Linked DNA regions of Homo sapiens: region 2 is linked to region 1. Evidence: read pairs that join two places in POLR2A ChIA-PET (ENCODE). Cell type or tissue: PC-9. All regions are shown on one strand. Links, peaks and the distances in the headings refer to the core of each region. The heading gives the core; the rest is flanking DNA. Region 1 overlaps LOC101928387 (a long non-coding RNA gene). Region 2 has its middle 42 kb from the start of AEBP2.

Region 1 (2,812 bases), core at 48-2,547:
TGCTGGCTCTTTCTCTCACACATGAAACTCACATAGTGCCCATGCTTGTCCATGTGGTTCTTTGTGTTTATTAGAAAGAGGTGCCCATTTCTCAAGACACTTTATGGGGAAGTTGTTGTAATATATACTGGTTTTGTTAGAACAAGAACTTCTATTGCCGTCTACTAGAAAGTAAATATACAAACTTACGATGACTACCATGTGAATAAATCTTGACATTAGATGTTGTACCCTTGACAGCATACAACTTGCGCACCATGCATGGTGACCCTAGGCCCACACATTGTATAGAAGAAACACATGATTTGCCTAGATGAACTTTGGAAATGAAGGCTGATTCCAAAACAGAAGCAAACTCTTCTTTATCCAGCTTTCATCAGTTAGGAGGATTGCCTTACTCTCAGAGTAGTCTTCTTGAAGCTCTCTCTTGCCCTCATGAGGTAAGGGTCAGGTTTTCCCTAAACTCCTTTGCGATGTTGAAGCACTGGGATTCAGAGAGGGGCAACAGCTGTTCCCAAATAAATTATTTTCACAAATTCTTACCAATATTTATCAATATGCCCTTTTATAACCTTGATGTACACGAAGGATTTTAAGAGCTATTGTTAAGGAGTTTTTGGCTAACTCCTTTGCAACTTCTGCATATGGTCTCGTACTTTATCATCTATTTTTTTCCTTGCTGTTTCAGTTGTAACTTCTGTTTTAACTTATTACAAACAAAATAGAAAATGCAAATCTTTCTCCAAAGATGATAAACATCTCTCCGCTTACTCCAATGAGAATATTTTAGTATGGATAGAATTAATCTTCACTAGAAAACTAAAATTTACCGAAGCATATATCTTTTATGGGTTTGGTATAAGAGCAGCAGGGAAAATTTCTTTCAGAACAATTTATTGTGGAGAGTATCATGAGAGTCTCATCTTTGTCCTTTCTAGAAGACACTAAGGATCATGTGAAAGAGCTCCCTGAGGACAGATTAAGAGGAGATGAGTTAAAGCTGCAAATACCAAGATTTAAGGTTAAGTATGAAGAATTTCCTGATAGAGAAAATTCTTTAGCACTGGAATTAAATATCAAAAGACTCTTTCCCCAACATTGACCTCCAAGCAAACTTTGTTGGGTTGTTCAAACCACTTTGTTTCCTGTAAGTGTTCATTGATTTCTGTGAGTGGATGATGGTTGATTACACACTTCATCCGTGATTAAACTGGGAAACGTCTGTTAAAAAGATTCAGTATAGTTTCTCTTTCCATGAATATATGGAATTATATAGTGATTTTAACCTATATTGACCAAGATAACTTTGTGATCCAAATGGTCAGGTGTCATATTTAAAAAATATATGCATATAGTTTAAAGCAATTAAATATCCTTACTCGATTTCTTATGCCGATATGTAAGAGTAGCAGCTGGTCATGAGGGTCCATCTTCTATGGCTCTTTCACATGTCTGTGTGTTTTGTGAAGCAAAGCATTGACTTCTCCTTGTTATAAACTATCTTTTGAAGGGTGCTTGTATAGTATAGTTAACAGCCTTGGACAACAGACATTGTATCTCCCTCTAGAAAAGGGGTGTCTAATCTTTTGGCTTCCCTGGGCCACATTGGAAGAATAATTATCTTCGGCCACAAATAAAACATACTCACTATAGCTGATGAGCTAAAAAAATCTCAAAAAACCCTCATAATGTTTTAAGAAAGTTTACCAATTTGTGTTGGGCTACATTCAAAGCCATTCTAGTCCACATGTGACCCGTGGGCTGCAGGTTGGACAAGCTTGCTCTAGAACAAAGGGCAGATTTTCTTATTATTTTGTGTAGTAGGCAGTATAATGGCTCCCCAAATATGTCCATAGCTTAATCCCAGAAACCTGTGAATACGTTACCTTGCATAACAAATGAAAATTTATGTTACAGATGAAATTAAGAATGCTGATCAGCTAAAGGACCTTCACATACAAAGGTTATCCTGGATTATTCAGGTGGGCTCAACGTAATCACAAGGATCCTTTAAAGTGGAAGAATGAGGTCAGAGTGATGTGATGTGAAAAGCACTCAATTTGCCTTTGCTAGTTTTGAAGATGGAAGAATGGGGCCATGGTCCAAGGCATGCTGGTGACCTCTAGAAGCTGAAAAAGTTAAGAAAATGGAAAAGAAACTTCAGCGCAGTGAGGCCCAATTTGGACTTCTGACTCCAGAACTGCAAGATAATACATTTGTATCCATTAAGCCACTAAGTTTGTGCTAATTTGCTATGGCAGCAACAGGAGACTAATACACCTTGGCAGGTAGAGGTAGTCCTCCTCTGGGGCAAACATATAAGCATGCTTACTATACAATATAATAAGGATGATGTCTCTTTCCAGGACATAGGCAGGCATGCTTATTTCCTGTTATAAAATATTCAGGTTTTCTAAGTTCAGTTTTTTGTTTTTTTGTTTTTTTTTTGCTGGAACACAATTGACTGTGGATGCTGGTATTATCTAGCCCTATTTGCATCACCTTGCGGGTACTGGGGTTTGGAGGAATTGGCTCAGATGCTGATACCGTGGCTACTACTATTGTGGTGAGTAATAGCCTCTCATTTGCCTGTAATCCAGGAGTCTCACGTCTTCTCCCAGCATCCATAAACTCTAGCAGGGTAACTTGTTAGTTTGCAAGTAGGCCCTTCACGGTGTGCTCGTTTTAACGCACTTCTGCAAAATTTATTTTAAAATCTGCTAGACCAGGGCTAAGCAATTCTGTAATTATTACCTTCAAGATAGTGTTTGCTCTCTTTCCATACTTTAGAGATGAAGTGTTACGATGTCTC
Region 2 (2,812 bases), core at 87-2,586, 250 kb before region 1:
GTCTCTTAAAAAGAAAAAAAAAATTAAAAAAGAAATTGGCCGGACGCGGTGGCTCATGCCTGTAATCCCAGCACTTTCGGGGGCAGAGGTGGGCAGATCATGAGGTCAAGAGATCAAGACCATCCTGGCCAATATGGTGAAAACCCGTCTCTACTAAAAGTACAAAAAAATTAGCTGAGCATGGTGGCATGTGCCTGTAGTCCCAGCTACTCTGGAGGCTGAGGCAGGAGAATCGCTTGAACCTGAGAGGGGGAGGTTGCAGTCAGCCGAGATTGCGCCACTTCACTCCAGCCTGGGTGACAGAGCGAGACCCCGTCTCAAAAAAAAAAAAAAAAAAGAGGGAAATTAGTCACTTAGGAAAATAATACCTTTTCTTTTTCTAAATAAAATACAAACAGAGTCTTGCTGTGTTGCCGACAATTGTCTTGAACTCCTGCTCTTAAGTAATCCTACTCCTTTGACCTCCCATGGTGCTGAGAACAGGCGTGAGCCACTGCACCCAGGCTGCCTTTCTAAAATAGAAAGATGGCTTTCAAGGCTGGACGCAGTGGCTCAAGCCTGGGAGGCCAAGGTGGGTGGATCATTTGAGGTCAGGAGTTCGTGACCAGCCTGGCCAACATGGTGAAACCCCATCTCTACTAAAAATACAAAAATTGTCGGGCGTGGTGGCTCACACCTGCAGTCCCGGCACTTTGGGAGGCCGAGGCGGGCAGATTACCTGAGGTCGGGAGTTTGAGACCAGCCTGACCAACATGGAGAAACCCCGTCTCTACTAAAAATACAAAATTAGCCATGTGTGGTGGCGCATGCGTGTAATCCCAGCTACTCAGGAGGCTGAGGCAGGACAATCACTTGAACCCGGGAGGTGGAGGTTGCAGTGAGCCGAGATGGCACCATTGCACTCCAGCCTGGGCAACAAGAGCGAAACTCCATCTCAAAACAAAACAAAACAAAACAAAACAAAACAAAACAAAAATTACCTGGGCATGGTGTTGCGCACCTGTAGTCTCAGCTACTCGGGAGGCTGAGGCAGGAGACTCTCTTGAACCTGGGAGGTGGAGCTTGCAATGAGCTGAGATCTCGCCATTGCACTCCAGCCTGGGTGACAAGACTGAAATTCTGTATCAAAAAAAAAAAATTTTAAATGAACCAGGCATAATGGCACATCCATGTAGTCCCAGCTACCTGGGAGGCTAAGGTAGGAGGATCACTGGAGCCCAGGAGTTCTAGGCTGCAGTGAGCTATGATGGTGACACTGCACTCCAGCCTAGGAGACAGAGCAAGATGTTGTCTCTAAAAAAAAACAAAACGAAAACCTTTCTTTATCAAATTCTTATTTCGCCTCCGGGGACTCCGCCCCATCTAAGATAGTCTGCCTTTGATAGCTGTTTCAGCTGCCTGCTGAATCTTGCCTACAAAGATTACAAACAAATGACACATCATGAAGCCATCTTGCTGGCAGGTTGGATGAGAAAGTTTTCCATCTGAGAACTTGCTCTGGAGCTGTGCTGAAGGATAACAGGTTGTAACTTGGCTCTAAACTCTGGGACTGTTCAGCAGGTCCCAGTGGTGACCTCCAGTTATAATTAGGCAATGACCCATAAATGTGCAGACAGATTAGAAAATTAGAGGAGGCCAGCAGCGAGTCTCATGCCTATAATTGCAGCAGTTGGGGAGGCCAAGGCGGGTGGATCTCTTCAACTCAAGAGTTCAAGACAAGCCTTGGCAACATGGTGAGACCCCTGTTTCCGTTTCTACTAAAAATACAAAAATATGTGTGTGTGTGTGTGTGTGTGTGTGTGTATATATATATATATGTATATATATATAGCTAGGTGTGGTGGTGTGCACCTGTAGTACCAGCTACTCGGGAGGCTGATGTAGGAGGCGGGAGGATCACTTGGGCCCAGGAGGCAGAGGTTGCAGTGAGCCCAGATGGTGTCAGCCTGAGCGACAGAGTGAGACACCATCTCAAAAAAAAAAAAAAAAAAAAATTAGGGGAGAGAGACAGGGATTTTTTTTTCCCCTGCACCATGTGTCTCACTTAAAACATTGAGATGTGGCCTGGCACAGTGGCTCCCCCCTCTAATCCCAGCACTTTGGGAGGCTAAGGAGAGAGAATTGTTTGAGCCCAGGAGTTCAAGACCAACATAGGGAGTTCAAGGGAAACACAGGGAGACCCCATCTCTAAAAATATTTCAAAAATTAGCTGGGTGTGGTGGCTCACACCTGTAGTTGCAGCTACCCAGGAGGCTGAAGAGAAAAGATCACTTGAGCTCAGGAGGTCAAGGCTACAGTGAGCAGGGCATGGGGCCACTGCATAGCAGCCTAGGTGACAGAGCAATACTCTGTCACAAAAACAAACAAAAAACAAAGCAGCAACATAAAGAAAACAACCAAACATTCAGCTGTGAAATAATTGCCTTTAAGTAGAGTATGTACCAATTCACTCAGCTTGTTGGACTCTGATGTCAATGAGGCCAGGAGCTTACCCCCCCCGGGGGGCCAGGAGATTCAAATACAGGCAACATTTCTTCCATCATCAACATCCCTACTTCCAATTTGTCATCGCAAAAGTGCTGTTATTCCCAAGGGATTTTAAGGAGGTGATGTAGACAGGACATTTTCAACACTCCTGGGGAAAGTGTGTCTTTATATATTTGTAATGTCAGATCAGTAGTATCATCTTGATATTCAAGGGACTGCCCTATCCTAAAACATAAACTTGAGAAACTTATGTTAAGTGAATAGCATGGAAGTTAATGGTCAAATGCAGTATGTCTCTTACCAAAGGAGACTTGGACACAGAAGA

Evidence for each region. Peaks named below come from ENCODE experiments on the same cell type or tissue, not always from the same donor. Only the 100,000 strongest peaks of a DNase experiment are listed, where the experiment ranks them.
Region 2: POLR2A ChIA-PET joins it to region 1 with 11 read pairs; 3 of 35 experiments call an interaction of 5 or more read pairs at or near these places.

Annotation. Positions count from the first base shown.
Region 1 is chr12:19,649,458-19,652,269 of GRCh38, forward strand. LOC101928387 (a long non-coding RNA gene) reads left to right here. Exons shown (of 7, transcript XR_007063236.1): 4 at 939-1,021; 5 at 1,918-2,566. Among named protein-coding and RNA genes, the nearest start is that of AEBP2, 210 kb to the left of the region's middle. In PC-9, for the core only: no CTCF peak of the experiment used is centred there; no DNase peak of the experiment used is centred there.
Region 2 is chr12:19,396,308-19,399,119 of GRCh38, forward strand. No RefSeq gene overlaps it. Among named protein-coding and RNA genes, the nearest start is that of AEBP2, 42 kb to the right of the region's middle. In PC-9, for the core only: no CTCF peak of the experiment used is centred there; DNase peaks (open chromatin) are centred at 404 and 1,434; H3K27ac peaks cover 509 bases.